Regions from separate parts of the Homo sapiens genome. Here region 2 is linked to region 1. Evidence: chromatin contacts called from ENCODE Hi-C or POLR2A ChIA-PET data. All regions are on one chromosome and are shown on one strand. Each heading gives the region's core, a stretch centred on a gene start or an enhancer-like site at or near the end of the contact. The rest is flanking DNA. Distances are from core to core; before and after follow the strand shown.

Evidence for each region. A loop is a pair of places that touch in the nucleus more often than their neighbours do. ChIA-PET counts read pairs that join two places held with the same protein, here RNA polymerase II (POLR2A). Pooled maps may share reads with other maps.
Region 2: a loop to region 1 is called in a map of heart right ventricle, with 2.3 times the contacts of the local background. The contact joins two enhancer-like sites. A Hi-C loop is called at or near these places in 9 of 168 maps with a recorded cell type or tissue (CD4-positive, alpha-beta T cell, CD4-positive, alpha-beta memory T cell, CD8-positive, alpha-beta T cell and 4 more), 1 of 37 single-sample maps with no recorded cell type and 22 of 50 pooled maps. POLR2A ChIA-PET finds 5 or more read pairs at or near these places in 4 of 52 experiments (CD4-positive, alpha-beta memory T cell, MCF 10A, activated T-cell and 1 more).

What each region holds. Positions count from the first base shown.
Region 1 is chr3:128,708,532-128,711,231 of GRCh38, reverse strand. No RefSeq gene overlaps it. Among named protein-coding and RNA genes, the nearest start is that of RAB7A, 16 kb to the left of the region's middle. Within about 2 kb of position 1,256, at least 4 of the 41 ENCODE cell types and tissues checked have a DNase peak (open chromatin) inside an H3K27ac peak, as active enhancers do.
Region 2 is chr3:128,853,372-128,856,071 of GRCh38, reverse strand. No RefSeq gene overlaps it. Among named protein-coding and RNA genes, the nearest start is that of MIR12124, 7.9 kb to the right of the region's middle. Within about 2 kb of position 1,336, at least 4 of the 41 ENCODE cell types and tissues checked have a DNase peak (open chromatin) inside an H3K27ac peak, as active enhancers do.

The DNA.
Region 1 (2,700 bases), core at 7-2,506:
GCTGCTATAACAAATAGGCCTTCAAAGGAATTACGTCTCAGACATAATTGAAGCAGGTGGCTTTCCTCTATACATTGATCCTGGGTGCTGGGCTCTGTCCACCTTGTGGCAGCACCATTCCTAAGAATCTTGTCATTGCCCAAATACAGCTGGTAGCAGGACATTGACAGTGTGTAGACGACACACCCGCTTCTTAAAGGCCTTGGTGTGGAAGTGACACATGTGGGTTCTGCTCACATTCCTTTGGCAAGAGCCAGTAGTATGACCACCTAGATGTAAGAGGCAGTGGGAAATGAGGTGCCAGCTGGACAGCTGCTTTCCAGCAACATCCACATGCTGTAGAAGAGGGAGAATAAACTGTGCTTGAGAAACTGTATTTCTGGGCCAGTTGCGGTGGCTCACGCCTGTAATCCCTGAACTTTGGGAGGCCCAGGTGGGCGGATCACTTGAGGTCAGGAGTTGGAGACCAGCCTGGCCAATGTGGTGAAACCCCATCTCTACTAAAAATAGAAAAAATTAGCTATGCGTGGTGGCAGGCACCTGTAATCCCAGCTACTCAGGAGGCTGAGGCCAGAAGAATCACTTGAACCCGGGAGGTGGAGGTTGCAGTGAGCAGAGATCACTCCACTGCACTCCAGCCTGAGTGACAGAGCAAGACTCCATCTCAAAAAAAAAAAAAAAGTAATTGTATTTCTGCCTCGGCCACAAATACAGTGTCTCTGCTGCAAATACAGTGTGGTAAAGGAAGCAAAGGAGCTAGGATGACCCAGTAGAGGCACTTAATATAGCCAGAAAGTTAGAGTAGTCAAGCAGGGCTTTCCTGAGGAGACAGTGCTGAGGTGGCTCATGAAGGGTAAGAATCTGTTGGGCAAAGGAAGAGGAAGGTTGTTGCCAGCAAAGGGACCACCATGTGCGGAGGTTTGGTGAAAAGAGAGCATGTCATAAATCGTCCCAGAAAGTGCTGATATATTTATTGCCAAAGGGACAGAGTTAGAGTGAAGGAAGCAGGAACAGCAAAGAAACCCAAGCAGAAAGATCAGGTCATGCCAGGTGGTGAAAGCCTGGACTCGAATGTTTAAGAGGGACTTTTCCTGTTTTCCTGGTATTGACGATGGAGATCCAAAATTTATGACAAATAGTGCTGTGGACCTCACGCTTAAGGATGATTCAAAGACTCTGTTGAGATTGGGGCAAGAACATGCCCCAGGTATGTACAAAGAGGTGGCAGAACCGGCCCTACTACAATCACTCATCCCTCCCCACCCCCAATATGAGCACAAGTGTGAGAAGAAGTGACAGAGGTAATCCATGCTAGTCACTGCCCACTGGGGAATACTAGGGTTTTCTTTCCTTCCTCACTATTGCCAAAGTGAGGGGATTCTAGAAAACTTATTCTGAAAGCCTCGGAGGCAGTGCTATCAGCAGGGAAGATGAGCATCTCATTTCCCAGTGGAACCTCCAATGAGGCAGCAGATGGGTCGATCCTGCCCTCTGCCTCCCTGGAGAGGGAAGGAAGAGTGAGGTAGCCAGAGGGAGGTGGGGGGGTACTAGGAGGGATGGAGGGGGGGGCGCGGGGGCGGGGTGTGGCGGGGCAGGAGGAGACTGCAGGGGAGCTGCCTGCAAAGCCTCAAGCTTCAGGGAAGAGAACAAGGAGGACTTTCCCAGAGTGTAGCACTGGGCTTGAGCCATTGTATCAGTTATCTATTGCTGCAACACAAAACACCTCAAAACTTAGTACCTTAAAGCAATAGTCATTTATTATGTTGTGATTTCTGTGGGCTAGGGGTTCCGACAGGGCACGGTGTGAATGACTTATCTCTACTACATCATGCTTGGGGCCTCAGCTGAAAATCTCAAGGGCTGGGGCCTAGAGCCATCTGAAGCCTTGTCTGGGGCTGGAGGGCCTGCTTCCAAGGTGGTTCGCTGGAGTGGCTGGCAAACTGGTGCTGACAACTGGGCTTCTCTCCACAGGGTTGCTTGAGTGTCCTCAAGGCAGGGCAGCTGACCTCACCCCGAGAGAACAAGCCAAAGGCCCAAGGTAGCACCGCAGGGTCTCATATGACCAAGCCTCAGAAGTCATGCACTGTCCCTCTGACAGAATGCTGCCTGTCACCCAGGCCAGCTTTGATTCAGTGTGAGAGGAGACTACAGATGGACATGAACACCAGTGGGTATGCACCACTGGGGCCAACCCAGAGGCCGAAGATCACATGCATCTTGCTGGCTTCTCACCCAGAAGGACTGGCCTGGGAATGGGGAGCCCTGGAGAGGAGCTGAGGGGGCAAGAAGACATCAAACCCGAGGCAGGTCTCTCTCCTTATGGCCCTGAGCTGGGAGGAAGGCCCCACAGTGTTCTGTGGATAACGTGCAGGTGCCCTATGTGAGACTCTGGGCACACAGAGGGCGCTGATGGCCAGTGAGCATAGCCGGAGAAGCAGAAGTGACCCCATATCATCTATGAAGAAGACTTCTGGCCAGGCATGGTGGCTCAGACCCATAATCCCAGCATTTTGGGAGGCCAAGCTGGGCAGATGGCTTGAGCCCAGGAGTTTGAAACCAGCCTGGGCAACCTGGTGAAACCTCATCCCTACAAGAAGTACAAAAATTAGCTGGATGTGGTGGCATGTGCCTGTGGTCCCAGCTACTCAGTAGACTGAGGCAGAAGGATCACTTGATCCCAGGAGGTTGAGGGTGCAGTAA
Region 2 (2,700 bases), core at 87-2,586, 140 kb before region 1:
TGGGTACTGGAAAGAATGCCCATAGGACTAACAGACCAAACACACCCCTTTAGACCCAGGGATTCTGTTTAGGTCAAGAAATAGAATCCAACCACTTTAGGACCCATATGGGATGGGCCCCATACTGTAATCTTGTCCACTACCACTGCTGTTAAAGTTGCAGGAATCGTGCCTTAGATCCACCACAGTTGGCTGAAACTGGCAGCCCAGGACAAGTGGACCAGCCAGCAAGACTCAGACCATCCAAACCAGCTGATCCTATGACAGGACCGAGGTGCCAGTGAAAGTGACAACAGCCCTGCTCTGGTGACTCCAGAAGCCGACCAGTCTATGCACAGCTGAAGCTTGAGGAGACAGCAGTCCTGTTAGTCACCCCAGAAGCTGACTAGTCTATGCACAGCCGAAGTTTCATCTAGGAAGTAAATGTAGTTAGAAATCTTAAGCCCAGTAATTTTCCTTGTAATCTTAATTGTTTTACTATTAACCTGTCACTGTGCTCAACCTCCTCCCCTGGATAAGGACCTCTGTTGTCCATGCTGGGTATGAACATACTATTCCTTACTTTGTTCTTGCTACTCCCTCTATCCATGTTAGAAGGAGGGGTATGCGGAAACTTTAAACTAATTGTTGCCTAGAAATTGATGACAATAGGAAGGTCATTGAAGATATAACTGCAAAAATTCAAAAATTAGCCCATGTCCCAGTCCAAATTTGGAAAGGATGGTCTCCAGATACCCTCTTTGGGGGCTGGTTTTCGTCCCTTGGAAGATTTAAGACCTTAGTAGGAATAGTTCTGGTCATACTGGGAGTCTGTCTCACACTCCCTTGTCTCCTACCTCTCCTTGTTAAAAACATCCAATCAGCCATAGAGGTTCTTGTAACCAGGTAAACCACCACCCAACTAATGGCATTAATCAAATATCAACCTTTGCCAAATAAAGGACTAACTCCTCATGGAGAATTAAATTCTGATGATAATGCTTTCTATTAAACTTTATTTATAAACAGCATCAAAGGGGAGAATTAAGCAGGAAATATAAGAAAAACAAGTAAAGGGAAAACAAGTCCAGTTGGAGCTATGATAACATTATCTGCAAGGCCAGGCAGGGGCCCCAAAGAAATGGATTCCAAGAATAGGGATGAGAAAAACAAGTTCTTATCCGTCTCCCCCTGGAATTCTCTCCCAATGCCATTATTCTTTGTTCTGCGCTTGTAACTATTTTTGTAACTATTTCTGCAAGTTTGCAAGGATTTTATAAGTTCCTGTTTTCCCATCTGTGCAGGATGGCAAAGGTCACAAGACATGCCTGAATTGCAAAACCTGTCACAGTTAACTGCCTTTGTTCTGCTTCTGTAAGCTTGCTTTCCCCACCCTGCAAGTTTTGTGCCACTGGCTAGCCACTCCCCTTCAGTTGCCTGAATAAAAGTTAAGCCTGGCCTTTGTTCATTTATCAGCCTCTGAATATTAACCCACTAGGCCGGTGGCCACCTAAATAAAATCCTCCTGTTTCACCCATTGGTCTCTCCAGTCTCCTGATTCCCGCAACAGTCAGTCCAAGGCTCAGTTTCCCCATCTGCACAAAAGGGCCCCCTCCAGCTCTGATTCCGAGGATCCAGCCTCAGTCTGTGTCTGTGAACAGTGCTGGGTGATGATCCTGTTGACCCCTCATGTGCCTGTGACAAGGAAGGTACCACAGGGACCTAGAGATGCCCATTGAACTAAGAGGACACTCAGGCCAGAGAGGAGTGGCTGCCAGAGGCTGAGCAGTGGGGCAGTGGTTCCAGCTGGGACTGGTCCCGATCTCTTATCTCCAAGTTCTCACCACTGTGCCCATATTCTTGGAAGGAGGAAGTAAGGAAGAGGTGGACTGGGCAGCCTCAGGTGGATCTGAGTCTAGCTGCACCTCAGGCAGCTGAGGGTCCCCAGGCCTCAGTTTCCCATCTCTCCCCAGCAAGGCTGTGAAGCCAGGAGCCCCTGGTGGCTGTCACACAGGTGGGCAGAGGCCCCTCCTCCAAGGTTGCTGCTGTGTCTCTTCCCTGGCCTGGAGTCTGTGTGCCCATGGCAGAGGCCACCACTGGGCAGGGTGATTACCCCGGGCCTCCCTGATACTCACCCCTGCAGATCTGGAACATCAGCCTGGAATGGAGACCTTGTCACGGCCCTCCCTGCTTGCCACCCACAGCAGCTGAACACGCCATTCAGCCGTTCAGAGGTGGAGGCAGAGCCTGCACCTGGGCTCCCGAGGGCTGGGGCTCGGGTGCCCCAAGATGGCTGCCCAAGGGCCCCGACCCCACACCTTGAAGCTCCTCACAGCTCCTCCCCAGCCCACAGAGGGGAAGTCAGAGGGCAATGGCTCAGAAAGTCCCCCACACTCAGGCTCATGTGGGAACACTGAAAAGAGGAGCTCAGGGGGACCCCATCATTGTGGGAGACGCTGAGGCCCCATAAAGCCTCATGCAGAGGAGAGGGCCTGGCTGCAGCCCCACTGTCTGCCTGCCTTCCGGAGCACCAAAACCTCCCCAGGATTTCCTTTCACTTTGAAGGCAAGTGTCTCCCAGGTATGAATACTGAATCTCCCCAACTTAATGCCAATTTGCAACCTGAGAGGGGGATCTTGTGGGCCTTGCTTGAGCTCCCCAAGGGCCCCTCAGAGTCTGTGCCCCCGCCCCGGTGCCACTCCCCTCTGGAAGTGCCGGCCC